Regions from separate parts of the Homo sapiens genome. Here region 2 is linked to region 1. Evidence: chromatin loops called from intact Hi-C (ENCODE). Cell type or tissue: CD14-positive monocyte. All regions are shown on one strand.

What was found. A loop is a pair of places that touch in the nucleus more often than their neighbours do. Peaks named below come from ENCODE experiments on the same cell type or tissue, not always from the same donor. Only the 100,000 strongest peaks of a DNase experiment are listed, where the experiment ranks them.
Region 2: it touches region 1 in a loop (6-fold over the local background); 13 of 110 quality-filtered maps call a loop at or near these places.

The regions. Positions count from the first base shown.
Region 1 is chr3:40,224,830-40,232,829 of GRCh38, reverse strand. The region is part of intron 11 of MYRIP (myosin VIIA and Rab interacting protein); the gene reads right to left. The region is part of intron 2 of EIF1B-AS1 (EIF1B antisense RNA 1); the gene reads left to right. Among named protein-coding and RNA genes, the nearest start is that of EIF1B-AS1, 81 kb to the left of the region's middle. RefSeq lists an enhancer at 3,119-3,198. In CD14-positive monocyte, no CTCF peak of the experiment used is centred here; DNase peaks (open chromatin) are centred at 2,689 and 3,249; H3K4me3 peaks cover 763 bases; H3K27ac peaks cover 1,995 bases.
Region 2 is chr3:40,295,997-40,303,996 of GRCh38, reverse strand. It overlaps EIF1B-AS1 (EIF1B antisense RNA 1), which reads left to right. Exons shown (of 3, transcript NR_033965.1): 2 at 2,601-2,760. Among named protein-coding and RNA genes, the nearest start is that of EIF1B-AS1, 9.7 kb to the left of the region's middle. RefSeq lists an enhancer at 2,073-3,272. In CD14-positive monocyte, no CTCF peak of the experiment used is centred here; a DNase peak (open chromatin) is centred at 3,946; H3K4me3 peaks cover 1,514 bases; H3K27ac peaks cover 1,520 bases.

The sequences.
Region 1 (8,000 bases):
ACAGGTCACTTCCAGCTTTTATGTTCATGGCTCAAAATTACAATCAACCCGGATTTGGGCCAATGTCATTAATGAAGCAGAGGCACAACAACCCCAAAGAATTATCTGCATTTTTGAGTTCATCTGAACATATAGCATCATGCAATAAGCTGGAGATCACTGTTGCTTGGCAGTCATGGTTTCCATCTGCAAACAATTTTGTTTATCTCATCACATCATTTGTAAATTAGAAGTTGAATACTGCTCACAGGCATATTTCGTGTGACCAGTAAAATGTTTGGTAAGATATGCCTTCCCAAGGTACCTATCTGACCCATATAATCTTGACCAAAATATTAATGATAGCTATGACTTGATTTTGCAAAATGTGTTCCTCCGAGTGAATTCTATTTTAGGTTTTGTCTCACTAGAGAAGGTTTCCGATGGCCCTCCCACTTCACTAGAGAAGCAAAGGGGCTAAATGACAAATTAGTGGCTGAGTCTGCAGTCCAGAAGCTGACTCTGGGCTTCTACACTGAGGCACATGGTCTCACACCTGTCAAGCCGTTCTGGGGTGAGGACACATGTGCCAGAGGGCTCCTCCTTAGCCTTAGCCTGTCTGTTCCACAATAGCTGCTTGACTGACCCAATAGCCATGTTTCTGTTGGTTCAGGGGGCTTTGCTACATACCAAAAAGGTAGAATCTGGGGTCCCAGGGGAACGAGATAGAGGGAAGGTGATGCAGACCCACTAGAATAAGGGCAATGTCCAAGAGAACAGCCAGAGCCAACTCTTCACCTTAGGAAAAATGTGCAGAGGATGTCCCCCACTTTTCAGGACCTTGTAGCTTGATGTGGCAGATTTTGGAGACAAATTGGGCTCAAAATAATTTTGGCAAGAACCAGCTACCACTTCTTAGGTCTGTTTTAGAAAGGGCAACATTGTATGCATGAGAGCAGATTTGTTACCCTTTTATTAGGAATAAAACGTGTTTAGAAAAATTGCCCCTTATTTGGTAGACACAGTGCCTTTGCAGATCTTTTGAAAAGAAAGATATATGACCAAGGGATTCAGAAAAAAAAGTTAGACCATAGCATGAGGGAAGGGAAAGTAAAAATTTACACAAATTTCCAAACAGCACAGTGCATTAAAGGTCCAAGGTATTAATGGAAAGGACTTAAGAGATGCTTAAACAGAAAGAGTGATCTGTATTCTGACTCCAACTGAACATACAATCAAAAGGGTAAGTTGGCCATCAATACTGTTTGACCATCATTGTTTTATTCCATCTATAAACAGCCTTGTTTATTCAGTCATGAGAGTTGCAAGCTCAAAGGCAAATATTACCCATGGTTTTTGGCCTGGAATACCTCCTGTGAGATATGCACTTCCCAGTTCTCTACATTCCCCACGGTTCATTCTACATTTTTATTGGGAACCTATGGTGTGCCAGCTCTGTTCCAGGTGCTGGGATAAAGCAGTGAACAAGAGGGATGTAGTTCCTGCCCTCACGCATGCCTTTGGCCCTACCCCGTCCACTTGTCACGTTGACTTACTGTCTTGGCCCCTGAAGGCATTTGCATCTTCCCTTAAGTCAGAGTGAGGAGGCCCAGGCAGCTGGTCTGAGGAGAGCGCCACAGCTTCACCTGGAACACCTGAGGTCTGCTTAAAGACCTGGACCATTTCAGAAGGGAACCAGCTTCCAGCTGGCAGAAGTGACTGAACGGGCTGGGCGTGGTGGCTCATGCCTGTAATCCCAGCACTTTGGGAGGCCAAGGCGGGTGGATCATCTGAGGTCAGGAGTTTGAGACCAGCCTGGCCAACACAGTGAAACCCTGTCTCTACTAAAATGCAAAAATTAGCCAGGTGTGGCGGCAGGCACCTGTAATCCCAGCTACTTGGGAGGCTGCAGCAGCAGAATTGCTTGAACCTGGGAGGTGGAGGTTGCAGTGAGCTGAGACCCGCCATTGCACTCCAGCCTGGGCAACAAGAGCGAAATTCCGCCTAAAAAAAACAAAAAAAAAAAAAAGAAGAAGTGACTGAACAAAAATTATATGAAAACTGGACAAGATCTCTTCATTGGTTGATGTCCCCATTTTGCTTTCCACTGGGAAAGGCAAACTGGAATCCACAGCAATTTCCCACCTGTAGGGAATCAAGTGTTTCTTGTCTGTTCCTTAGGAATGGGCTGTTTGCTTGCACCTGAGGGTGGGTGTGGACCATGCACCTACTGGAAGTTGAGATAACTTGGATTTCAATAGCTATATGACAGGGGCAGGGCACTTAACCTCCCTGTTCCTTACTGTGCTCACTGGTCAGTGAAAGATCAGCTTTCCTACAGGGCTAACACTGACTTGTAATGTAAATGTCCTGTTCCCTGTCCAGTCTAGAGAAAAGTGAAAAGCACCTCCTACAACTATGTTAAAAAACTTATATTTAGCACTGGATGGGGGTTTGATCAGATGAAAAACTGGTGGAGATTCAGAGGTGGCTGACAGGGAGCCCTGTATGTGGGAGAAATGAAAAGCTAAAGGATCCTACCTATTTCTATTGCTTACAGCCCCAGAGGGATGAGCTGAATGGCACAAAGCACGAGTTGAGAGCCCAGACAGAGCATGCCATTGTGGTAGCTGACTTTCTCCAGATATTAATCATAAGGGAAATCAAATATGGGTTTTATGGTAGCAAATGAGGGAGAAGTGAAAGCATGGAGAGAGTCAGCTGACACAATAGGAGGCTTTGCAGAACAGGAAGGTGAGTCTCAAGACACTTGCAGCTAAGGGACCCAGATGATGGAATGAAAATGGCTGGTAAACCCATGTAACACAACCTTCTAGTGAGCAAAGAAATACAAATTAAATAACACATTTATTAGGTGCCAGATACATGCAAAATTCTCTTTTTTTAAAATGCCAAGTGTATGCCAATATGCCTTAGTGCAGGTAGCATGTGTTGAACTTTGAGCTGTTAACCCACCACAGGATGTGTATCTGTGCTCTGAGGCAGCCATGCTCTTGGTGTCCTGCTGACTGATGCTCACCTCTGAGAGCCCAGGTGTCCACTTCTAGGGTTCAGTCTGTGTCACAGCCCCATGCAGAACACCAAATCTACAAGGTCAGCTTCACAACCACCAGAGCTGAAACAGTCCACCACTTGGGGCACAGAAGATGAGGAGAAGCACACTGGTGTTGCAAGCCCACCACAGAGCCACAAGGACAGAGGAACAGGAAGGTAAGATCTGACTCCTCTCAGCCTGAGATGGAGTTTCCTCAATTGCTCATTAATGAGGTAGCGAAACTACTGTCAACCTCCGTGAAGACAGGCTCCCAGCCCAACTCACAAATGACACAGTGCTGAAGCAGGCCTTTACGACAGTCATTTACCGTGCCAAGGTTGCAGCCCTGCCTCAGTGGCCATTTCAGTGGTCCCAGTGAATATGACCAACTCGTGCCCTGCGCAATTCATCTCAACTCTATCGTTTTTTTCCTCTAGGGACTGTAGGCAGAGTAAGACTTGTATTTTTTTGTCTCAGGACCCAAATACACTTTACCTTAGCAATCTCTCTGTCTTGTGTTTATATGCTTTCTCTCCGTATAAAAATGTGTTGCTATAAACAAATTTCTACTCTATGTACTCTTCCCTATCAACTGTTTTTCAAAGACATGGAGAATGCAAGGTGTTGCCAGGGGAGAGCTGAGCCTGTAGAATTCTAAAGGAGAAAATATTTTCATTCTAAACAGTAGCTATATCTGCTCGTTAGCAATCTTTGTAAATTCTCCTGAGATTTTCCCAGTGTCATCATTCATTTCTAAGCTTTGTGTTGCACAGAAAATTGCAAATTCATTTCAAGCTGGAATAATCAGGAATGCTCTTTACCAGAATATCTTACTCTTGTGAATGTGTGAGCAGCAAGAGTGTGCTCTAATAATCGGATGTCTGGCTTCGTGGAGAGAGACCACTTTGGAATTAAAGAGCGGGGATTCCAGCCCCAGCTTGACCCTGGAGCATGTGTGTCTGTGTGTCTGTCTTAGCTGGGTTCAGAGAGTCAGCTTCTGGCTGTGTGTGATGAGCTGACCTGTGTGTGATATAAGTCTTGATATAATATAAGGTGGGCAGAAAGGCTTTGAGGATAAAAGGATGTGTACATGTGCCTGGAGCAGAAGAGAGATTTTCCTGTCTCCACCTCAGGGGCTGTTCCAACACCTATAACAAGAACAAGAGCAAAAAGGCAAAACAGGCAGAAGCTGAAGGGACACTGGTACTCACACTTTAGAGAGATAGGGAAGCGTACAGTATAATCCAGGTTCATGGTCAGCCAAGAAACAGGGGCAGTGGCGAGGGGACTGCCACTTTAGGGTCTTGTGAAGGGCCTCCTTACCCTTTAGGGATAGCAGGCACCTGGCCTAGGGCCCATCATTCCTTTAGGGGCCCATGAAAATATTTTAATTTCTTTTAAAATTATAAGAAAAAAATGAATCTTTGCACCAGGAACATGTTTTAATATATAATCTTAGTATATTTATGCCAATACAGTTGTAAAATATTATTTTTAAATATGTTTTATGGAGGAAAGGGCCCATAAATGCACAAGTGCCTGGTCCCAGCAAAGCCACACAGTGGCCCTTGTCTTGCTGATCTGGAGCCCCTCTGTGAAAAGGGGACAGCTGCGGCCTGGTGAGGCCTGTCCCTCAGGGCTCTGTCAGCTCTAGATATCCATGGGGGCCCTGAGTGGGCACCTCCAAGAGGGCTGTTCATGAATACATGGCAGATCCCTCCTCCAAGACTCCCCAAAATAACAGAGGGAGACAATTGGGGGTGCTGTGGTCTCCTACTGTGGACTGATCCTAATGAAACCTCCTTATTTGCACATACAGGCCCATAAGGCCAGGGAAATTCAGCTTACATTGTCTGTGTGACTTTGGGCAAATACTTAACCCCTCTGCACCTCCATTGTAAAATGGATATAACATCATCTAGCTCAAGAAGCTTTCAAGAAGATTAAATTAGAAGGCATGTGTCAGGTGTCCACCCAGTGTCTGGGTCCAGAGTTGTGCGCCTCTCCTCAAGCACCTCCCACCTGCTCTGCAGGCACACTTCCTGGCTGGAGATGGGCACAATGCTGGTGAGTGCCTGGTGGTTTAGCTGCCTCTCATTATGTACTGCAGTCTTGAAACATTTTTCTTTAACTATTTCGTATTTCAAAGAGTGCCTTTTACCATTATTCCAAAAGGTTAAACTTTGCTGCTCTTTGTTTCTTGTTTTTTCTTTTGCCAAATAATAATATTTTAAAAAGAAAAAAGCCTCTATAATCTATTATTGCCTGCCACTACAATTTCATAAAGATGGGATCATACCACCAAAAAGGGAGTAATAATATCAGAATACAGGATAGTCCAAGAAATCAGAGTAAGCAACCTACACTGGCACACACACACACATAGAGGGAGAGAGAGAGAGAGAGAGTACATTTCCATTATTCTGTTGTTTCCCGGTTTTTCATTCTGTTGTTTTCCCTTTACTGGGAGCAGACCAAACCATACACACTGATATGCAATGAAAACAAGGTATGTCATAGCCTCGAGGGGACCCTGAAAAAACCAGGCCCTCAAACATCATCAATGATTCCCTCCCATCACTAATTTAATTCCTTCTGGAAGCATCCACTCTATGCCAAGGCACTGCATTGGGCCCTGCAGGGGATGCAGAAACAAGTAATCCATGGTCCCTACCCTCAGAGAGCAGAGGGGGAAGCAGTCAGGAGACAACAGCAGGTAGCAGAAGGTAAGATCTGTCCTGCACTGTGAGCAACAGGCTGCGGACCTACAGAGAGAACAACCGGGTGCTGCTAGCATTTTACTTTGGGGTAAGGTTTGGAAGCACAAGAAAGCTGCTGAGTCAATGGCACTGCAGCCCAGGGCAGGCTGTGGGAGACAGGTAGGAAAAGGGAGGCAGAGGGGAGGTCTTACAGTGCCCCGAATGCCAGCCTCAGGAGTCTGGGGTTTGTACTGCTGGCAACGAGGTGCCACTGCAGGTTCTTGCTGCTGCTGTTAACAGTAACTCACTGAGTGCTCACTGTGTGCTAGGCTCTGGGATAAGTGCATCATTTGCCTTGCCTCATTTCACCCTCCTCACCACCCTAGGACGCAGATACTGTGATCACTCCAACTGATAGATGAGGAACTGAGGCTTAAGAGAGGTGACAAGGTTTTCCTTGAAGAAGCCGGGATTTGTATTAGGGTCTGCCTGGTTTTAAAGCCCAGGCTTTTAACATGCTGGCAGGAGAGACCTGTGCTTCAGAAAGGTAATTCTGACTGCCACATGAACAGATTGAGGGCTGGGGAGAACTGGAGGCAGAAAGTAAGTGTAGGAAAGAGTAACTGCAGCTCCAATCAAAGGTCGCAAGGACCTGAGGTGGGGCAGCCATAGTAGGGATAAAAGCATATAAGGTGCAATATTCTGGAAACAGCTGAGAGAACATGGTGGCTGCAGTGAAGAAGAGGGAGCTGGCAAGGTGCTGCTGTGCTTTCCAGCTGGGTGATCTGGAAGAAATTGATGCATTAAAGATTTAAATACCAGGAGAGAAGGAAGGGTTCACTAGGTTATTGAAATAAAGAAAAATATAACATTTCAGAGCTCCTTTTCTCATGCATCATGAAAGTCGGTGACTATCAAATGCCCAAGTGGAATAGCACCTGAGTCATTTGTTCAGTTTTTCTTTTAAATTCATTATTTTTGGTGTCAAGTTTCCTGAGGGGAGGGCTGAAGGGCTACATACGATCTTCATAATTGGCTGCAGTACAATCAAGAAGTTGGTGACAGTATGGGGCCCTCCAGTCCTCCTTTCAGCCCTGTGACTTACAAATGTTCCTTAGGGGGAACTATTAGGGACAGTGGACATCCAGGTAACAGGAAACGTTAACAGGGGTCATCTAAAGACATGTTTGAGCACAAAGGGGTGAAAAGAGAAATTACAGGGAGAGGTGAAAGACCTTTTAGCAGTTCAAGTTGCATAAAATAAATATGTGGCCATGGCTTCTCCCCGTGCTGAATGTTGTTCGCGAGAGACTCTTTGGGGAGGGAAGAGAAGAAGCAAGGAGGGAAGCACCTCATAGTTAATGTGGGTCCATCCTGTGCCAGGTTGATTCTAGGCTTCTCATTATTTTATTCAACCATGACAGCAACCTGACATGGTTGATATTTTAATCCCATCTTTAGAGACAAGAAAACTGTGGCTCAGTGAAGAAGATGTGGAGCTAGGACTTGAGACCAGATGGTGGTTTCCCAAACCCATGCTCCTCCGCACTTGTCACACCAGCACTTCTTCCATGTGCATAATTCCCTGGACCCAGTGGACTGTGGGAAGTGATGGTGAAACAGAATCTGAGTGCACAATCAGACCAGTGAACAACAGATCAGGAAGAGAGGAGTCTAACGACAGGGAGTCCTCAGGTCATTCTGCAGCCTCTACCAACTGACACCAACTAGAATAAGTGCATTGATTTGGAAAGCCAAAGACCAAGCCACACCACAGAGCTGGAGATCTGTCCAGCACAAGTGCCCATTCTAAGGCTTCCAGAGCCCACCTAGAACTGAGCTGCCAATGACCACAAGCGAGAAAGGATGTGCTCTATAAGAAAACCTGTTCCAAGTGGAATCCAGACTCCCAGTCCGCTCATCACTCCTCTGTGTCGTATTACAGATGCTGTCTTGGCTTTAAGAAATGCTTCCATCAAACTACCAGAGCAAGCAAGAAAGTTTGTCCAAATGCCTTGATTTCATGTATTTTTCTCCTTTTCAATGGTAGGAAAGAAACTCCATATGTCCTTCTAAATATTTGACAGAAATCTGCTAGAAAAATTCAATGCTAATATATTTCAGTTCTCATGAAACATAAGGCACTCCAGCAATGCCGCTAAAACCCGTCAAAATACATTCTCCATGAACAGACTCATGTCCCTGAAGAGTGACTTGATGCAAGAGGGTGGCACAGAACTGTGGAAAGAAATTGGAACATGAACTTA
Region 2 (8,000 bases), 71 kb before region 1:
TCATCTCTTCAGTTTCCCACCTCCCATAGAGCCAGCTGGTTCTATGAGTTAAGTTGGGGTTAGGGGACGGATTTGGCTTCAGAGGCCTCCAATCTTTGGCTTTATGTTCCAGCCCAGGTTTCCTAACAGCTCTGCATTGGGGTTTCAGTCATAAGCTTGACCTACAATCGTGGTATTTTTCTTTCCTTCACCACTGACACTTGAGAATTTATCTTCCTTGTGGACTTCTGGGGCAGTAGTGGCTTATGGTGCAATGTATGATTTGAATACACTTGGATCCAATGGCTTATTTATGCTTTGTATAGAATGTAAGGGTCTAGGCTTAAAAGTGAGATCTGGCATCATATTCTTGTCTAGCCATTAGTAGCTGTGAAAACTTTACCTCTCTAAGCCTCAGTCTTCTGTGAAAAGGACATCATAATTTATACCTTATAGGATTTTGTAATGAGTGCATCAGAAAATGTATCACAAGCACTTACTAAAGTGTATGGCACAGAAGATGAAGTTTATTGTTCAAAACCTTTTCCAGGAGTTGTACAATGAGAATGCTTGGAAGTGACTGATTCTGATGTGAGGTTGGGGCAGTTGCTAGAACATTATACATTTTTCTACAGAATATATATGGTGTTTCTCTTTTCATTTCCTGTGATCCTGTACTCTTGTGAAATCTCATTACAGCCCTAGTCACTTTGGTTCATTACAATAAAATTTTTCTTGGAATGGTGTCAGTCAATTTATGCAACTTGATTACACTGGAATAGTCCAGGAAAGGTGGATACAGAATAAACAACAGAAATAAAACCCCTTTGCTGCCACAAGATTTATATATATTACCCCCTTAGGAAAGGACAAGTATGTGCATGGTGGGGTGCTTGAAGCAAAAAGGCCCACCCATTGCCACTCTCTCCCTACATCCATGCTTACATATCCATCTGCTCCAGGGTAGATGCAGGATAGCGTATTTCCCCCCACAAAGGTTAAATTATGTCTGTTTTTCAGTGAGACATAACCTTGACATTGCCAGATCCATTTCTGGCAACTTATGCAACTCCCATCTAAAAATAGACATTCTTAGAATCACATCTGTTTAAATGGGAGTAATTTCAATCTTATTGAAATAAGTTTAGAAAATGTGTTTGAGTATTATTAATTGTAGAGCTTCATTGTGAATGAAATTGGGGACTTTTGGTTAGATGTTGATTGTAATCTCAGTTGACCTGGAGGTGGAACCTTCAGTCCTTTCTTGTGACCATAGAATGAACTTTAATGGTAGTATATAACAATATATCTTACCTACAGGCACATATTTCTTTAACATTAAAATAGTGGCTGCATCTTATGTCATTTACTCCATAATGCATTGCCAGCGTAGAACTGAAACATTAAAAAGAAGGTCACTTTAAAAAGAGGTCTTACCCCGCAGTTTTTCTGCTCAGTGTAAAAGCTGATTAAGCTTCTTGGGAGAGTACAGGAGGAGGTAAATTCCTCAAGGAGAGGGGGTAGATTGTTTTCATCATTGTAACTAGGGCCCAAAAATGCCTGTTCATAGGATGTGTTTAGTACATATATTTTGTACCACTTTACATACAGTATTAGAACTTGACAAACATGTACATCTACTTCTTTCCTCTCAGCCTTTTGTGTTGTTATACATTTTACTTTTGTACTACATCATTTTTATTTTGTTTAAAATGGTTAATTATCTTTTTAAGAGGTTTAATAGGAAAAAATTTACCCAAAAAGTTACCATTTCTAGTGCTTTTCATTTTTTGTGTAGATCCATATTTTTTATCTGGTGTTATTTTCTTTCTGCTGGCAGAACTTCCTTTGTTATTTTTTGTAGTGTGGGTCTGAAGGTGATGAATTCTTAAAGTTTTTGCATGTCTGAAATATTTTTATTTAACCTTCATTTTTGAAAGACTGGTTTTGTTGGGTATAGGATTCTATGTTGACAATTGTTGTTGTTGTTTTCTAATAGAGACGGGGCTTGCTAGGTTGGTTGCCCAGGCTGCTCTCAAACTCCAGGCTCAAGTGATCCTTCCCTGTTGGACTCCCAAAGTGTTAGGATTACAGGCTTGCACTATTCATGCCTGGCCTATTTTTTTTTTCCTCTCAGAACTTTAAAGTTGTGGCTCCACTGTCTTCTTATTTACATTGTCTGTAAACAATGAGAAATCTGCTGTCATTGTATCTTTGGTCCCTTGTATGTAAAATTTTTTTTTTCTCTGACTGCTTTTAAGATTTTTGCCTTTATCACTAGTTTTGAACAATTTGAGCAATTTGATTATTATGTGCCTTGGTGTAGAGATTTTATGTTTCCTGTGTTTAAGGGTCATTAAGCTTCTAGGATCTCAGTTATAATTTTCATCAAATTTTAAAAATTTTTCTCCATTATTCCTTAGAATTTTTCTGTCCCACTCTTCTCTCCTCTACTTTGGAAACTCCAGTTGCACATATTTAAGGCTAATTAAAGTTGTTCATAGTTCACTGATACTCTTATTTTTTTTCTTTTTTCTCTCTCTATATGATGGCTTTATAATATAAAAACTTGGCTAGGCTGAACTACATTTCACAGACTTTCCTTTCTTGTGTATTTACAGATTGGGTGGATCACAAGAACTAATCTTTCATGATTTGGAAACCGGAAGGAAAGAAGCACTTTTGTAGCTGACTTACCTCAATGACATGACCAGTGTCTGAGCCTACAACTGCGCTATCTTCCCTGGATTTTTCTTCACCTTTTCCTTACTCATGAGCCAGGTATGTGTTTTTAGTTCCATAAAAAAGAGCCCTGGCCAGGCGTGGTGGCTCACACCTGTAATCTCAGCACTTTGGGAGGCTGTGGCAGGCAGACCACTTGAGCTCAGGAGTTTGATACCAGGATGGGCAACATGGTGAAACCCCGATCTATAAAAAATACAAAAAATTATCCAGGCATGGTGGCATGAGCCACTATTCCCAGCTACTCAGGAGGCTGAGGTGGGAGGATGTCTTGAGTCTGGGAGGTGGAGGTTGCACTGAGCCGAGATAAGTGCCACTGTGCTCTAGCCTGGTTGACAGAACCAGAGCCTGTCTCAAAAAAACAAAAAAAAGAAAAAAGAAAAAAAAAATTACCATTCCACTAAGGTCAGAGGCAACAAAAAAAGACATGGATTTCAGTCTATCCTCATGGAGTACTAGCTCACGATTACAGGGTTTCAGCTTGCTTGTGATAGTCTTTTCCTGACATTCCCTTACTGACTGCTTTCCCTATGGACTCTATATCAGATGCAGAGACACAGCCTTACAGAAGCTGCTTAACCAACTCTAATAACCACATAAGCCAATTCCCTGTAACAAGTTTCTTTATATATGTATGTATGTGTTCGACTAGAGAAGCAGGACCAGTGTGAGGTATACAGAGGTACTATTCCCAGACTGTGTGCATATTGCATACTGATTCCCCTTCGTCTTTTAGGTGTTTATTTCCTAGGCTTCACAGTTTCCTTACAATTCCTTACATTAGTATTCTGCTGAATACATGGGGAGGACTAAAGAACTTTCCAGCGTTCCCTCTCTGTGAAGCCCTCTCCTCTCTAATATTCTGCTTGCAAACTCTAGCTGCCCTAATATTTTTGCACTCCACTTTTTCTACTTATGGAGTCTGCTGGGGGTCTGCCTGTGTTCCCTCTCTGCTGTGACTAGAACGTGTTCCCTAAAGTTTGTGTGTTAGAAGCTTAATCTCCAATGTAACAATATTGAGAGTTGGGACTTTCAAGGGATGATTAGGTCATGAGGATGATTAGGTCATGATTAGGGCATTAGCTCTGCCCTCATGAAAGAATTAATGTTGTTGTTATGGGAGTGGGTTAGTTATTGCAGGAGCAAGTTCCTGATAAAAGGATGAGTTTTGCTCCCTTCCCCTGTGTGCTCTCTTGCTCTTCTGCTTTCTGCCATGGAATGACTCAGCAAGAAGGCCCTCACCAGATGCACTCTTCTTGACCTTGGACTTCCCAGTTTCCGGAACTGTGAGAAATGAATTTCTTTTCTTTAGAAATTGCTTAATCTGTGGTATTCAGTTATAGCAACATAATATGGACTAAGACAGAAAATTGGTACTGAGAAGTAGGGCTGTTGCTATGAGAAATACCCACAAATGTGGAAGTGGCTTAGGAACTGGATAATGGATAGAGGCTGGAAGAATTTGGTGTAGCAAGGTAGAAAAAGCTTGGATTGCTGTGAATGGTGCATTAAGGGCAATCCTGGTGAGGGCTCAAAAACAGAGAAGACGAGAGAAAGTCTGGAACTTATTAGAGATTATTTAGGTGGTTGTGACCAGCATAATGAAAGAAATATGGACAGTAAAGGCCATTCTGATGAGGTTTCAGATGGAACTGAAGAACAAGGTATTGGAAACTAGAGCAAAGGCCACCCTTGTTATAAAGTAGCAAATAACTGGGCTGAACAGTGTCCGTGCCCAGAGGCTTTATGAAGGGTGAAAGTTAAGAGTGATGGACTAGGATATCTGGTGAAAGAAATATCTAAACAGCAAGTCCTCCATGCTGTGCATGGCTACTTTTAACTTCTTACAGTAAAATAAGACAGGAAAGAGACGATTTAAAGACAGAATTTATCGTTAAAAAGTCCGTATGCATTCTGTCCTGCCCTTCTGCCTTCTACTGTGGGATGATGCAGCAAAAAAGTCTTCACCATATGCAAGCCCTTCACTGTGGACTTGCCAGCATCCAGAACTGTGAGAAATGAGTTCCTTTATAAAATAAATTACCCAGTTTGTGGTATTCTGTTATAGTAACACAAAACAGACTAAGACACCTTTTCTGTGCTCCGGCCTGGGACACTCTTTCAAGGCAGAAAGATGGGCCAATTGCAGGGCTCACCTTATTTGTTTCCCATCCCTCAGGAATCACTGTCCTTTGTTTGATGTGGAGTGTTTTGAAAAACTGTTGTTTCTTATATTTTGTCCTGTGATTTGGTTGTTTTAGGTGGAAGAGTAAATTCAGTCCTTGTTACTTCATCTAAGTTGAAAGCAAAGTTTCAATACATGTATTTTGAATGTAAGAATAAATTTCTCTTTGGCATCTATCATGAAATTAAACCTTGAATTATGAATATATCTGATACTTAGGAAAAAAATTAACTTTTTTAGAGTGATGACCCTTTATCCACCAGTGGTGTGTGTGTGTGTGTGTGTCCATGTGCACACACACATGCACAAATTTTTTATCTACCGGTGGTGTAAATTTGTTATTGTACTAAAAACCTTCACTTCAGAACACTTTTAGAAATGTGTATTAGTGTTGTTTTATAGCAAGGAATCTTTGGATTGTTTTATGGCTAGGAAATGAACCAACCTGTAAATTGTGTAATTGTGTTTTTGTTAAATTAGTTTGCCCATCTACTCACTTTTATAATTGAAACCTGGCAAATTTTCTTAGTGTTTCCAAGTACTATATAGGAAGTTAAAATACTATGAATACTAGGTAAATATGAGTTGACCCACTTTATAGCTAAAAAGAGAAAACATTCTGAACTGAGATACACAGTGAGTAAGCAAAGGGAGTTGCTACTAATATTTTGTATTCTCCACTGTGGGCCAGGAAAACTGCCAAGCATTTTATATTATTTATTTACTCTTCATACTCTTCATAACAACTTTGTAAGTGGAGTTTATTGTCCCATTTTACAGATGAGAAAAATGAGACCCCCAAGAAGTTTATTACTTGCTTAAGAATATACAACAAGTGTCATAGCTAGGATTTGAACTCAGGTTTGTCTGCCTCCAAATTTCATGTTTTTTTTTTTCTCATGTTATAATTCTGTCATGGAGGTTAAGCCTACCATTCGAGTCATTACATTTAGTGGTGTTTTCGCAGGGAAAGAGTGAATAAGTCTGGCCAATTGGTGACATGTAAGACATGGACCAGTAAAATACAGTTTCGGTGGTTATTAATTAAAGGCCTATAGTCACTCATGAATAAAGAAATCACTAAAGCTTGTGTGCAGCATACTAAAGCTAATTTATCATAATCATAGGGTTTAGGTGATAACAAATGAAGTATAAAACCACTGGTTAGGAAGAAAAAAGTGATTGTATCTCCCTTATTTTCATCATAGTCAAGGTAATATTTCTTAACCTTACCCAAGCACTGAAACAGTCCAGAAATTCCTCCCTAAGTGAAGAGTATGAATAAGTCCATTGACTCAGTTACAACATCAATCAACTTTTATTGAGGGCCTACAATGTGCTTAGCACTCTTCCAGGTTTTGTGATGAGGTATGTATGTTTGAATCGATTAGAGAGTAATTCAATATGTGCTATAGATCAAAGGTTGAAAATATAGGTCTACCCATTGTATTTAGAAGGTAAATTAGTTGTATATTTCATATGAAAATTCCGATTTATTTCTTCTTTTAAGAAAAAAACCGGACTTTCCAGCTTATATTTAAAAAATTAAGAAGAGCTGGTAGCAATTGCTCTACCTTAGATAAGGGATGGGTTCTTGAATTTGTCACAATAACTACTATGTCCTATTGGTTCTTCTACAAGGAAGCTACGTATCAATTGTCATTGCAGTTGTCACTGTCGATTGTCAAGAATATTGCCTGACTAACTGCTGATGGCATTTGGTTTGTAGCCTCGTGCTGTAGACTTAGAGAAGGCATTATAGATGCTTTTGTGCATTTTGTTTAGCTCAGAGTTTCTTGAGAGTTAAGGGAGGAAGAAAAGAAATAAATGGATTTTAGAATGTAAGACTGACTTTGGAAGAGAATCTATAGTTGGATAATAAAACTGGATGTTGAAAGGGAAGTATTGATCAGAGGAGCATTTCAGGAAAGAAGTGTGTAGAAGAAGGAATGGGTAACAAGGTCATTAGAAGGAAAATTATCTTGGTAAAGATAGATGAAAGAAGAGAAATGGAAAGAAAAGGGAGAAAAAAGGGAAGAAAGAACAGGGAGAAAAAGGCAGGCAAGATTTTCTGTGGAAAGAACTGCATCCCTATGACAACAAAAGTGAGGAACGTCAAGAGTATAGTGGACACTTAACCAAGCAGAGTTTAGGTCTTGGTCAAATAGAGGCTCACACATTGTTTTTTTTAAAAAGCAAATTAGCTGTCATTTTATCATATAAAAGTCCAGATTTCTGTTTTAAGAAAAATCTGAATTACTAGCTTGTATATATATGTGTGTATATACATATATATATTTAGAGATAGGGTCTCACTCTGCCACCCAGGCTGGAGTGCAGTGGTGCAATAATAGCTCACTGTAACCTTGAACTCCTGGGTTCAAGTGATCCTTCCACCTCAGCTTCCCGAGCAGCTAGAACTACAGGTGTGTGCCACTATGCCTGGTTGCCTTTTTCTTTAGAGATGGGATCTCACTATGTTACCCAAGCTGGTCTCAAACTCTGGCCTCAAGCGATCCTCCTGCTTTAACCTCCCAAAGTGCTGGGATTACAGGTGTGAGTCACTGAGCCCAGCCTTCTAGCTTATTTTCTTTTTCATCAAGGCTGATTTATAGAGAATTCACTTCTGATTACTGAGGTTGTGGGATTCCCTCCTTATGTAATGGAATTATGATGAGAGAAACTATCAATAAATTAAGAAAATAGTAAAGGTGGAGCCAAATGTGATCTAGATTGTTCCACCTTAGGGGACATTTTGGGAAGAGTTTGTGCCAAGTCAAAGGGTGAAGTCACCAAGGACATAATTTGCATTTTATTTTAAAAAGTTAAATTATACCTTTTTTCTCAAGAAAGATCTAGTGCTGCAGAATTTTTGGTTGATCTTCTGACTTGGGTTAGTTCAGCATAAATAATAAATCATGTAGTTGCCATTCTTTGTTGCTTTGCTATATGATTTGCTGTAATTGGTTTGTGGTGGAGATTGTGGGTTGCCAGCTAATATCCATTCTCTCCTTTTTTCGTAGTAAAACAGAATCCTGATTTTATTCTGGGCTGCAGTGTGCCCAGCTAAAAGACTATACTACGTTTCACAGCT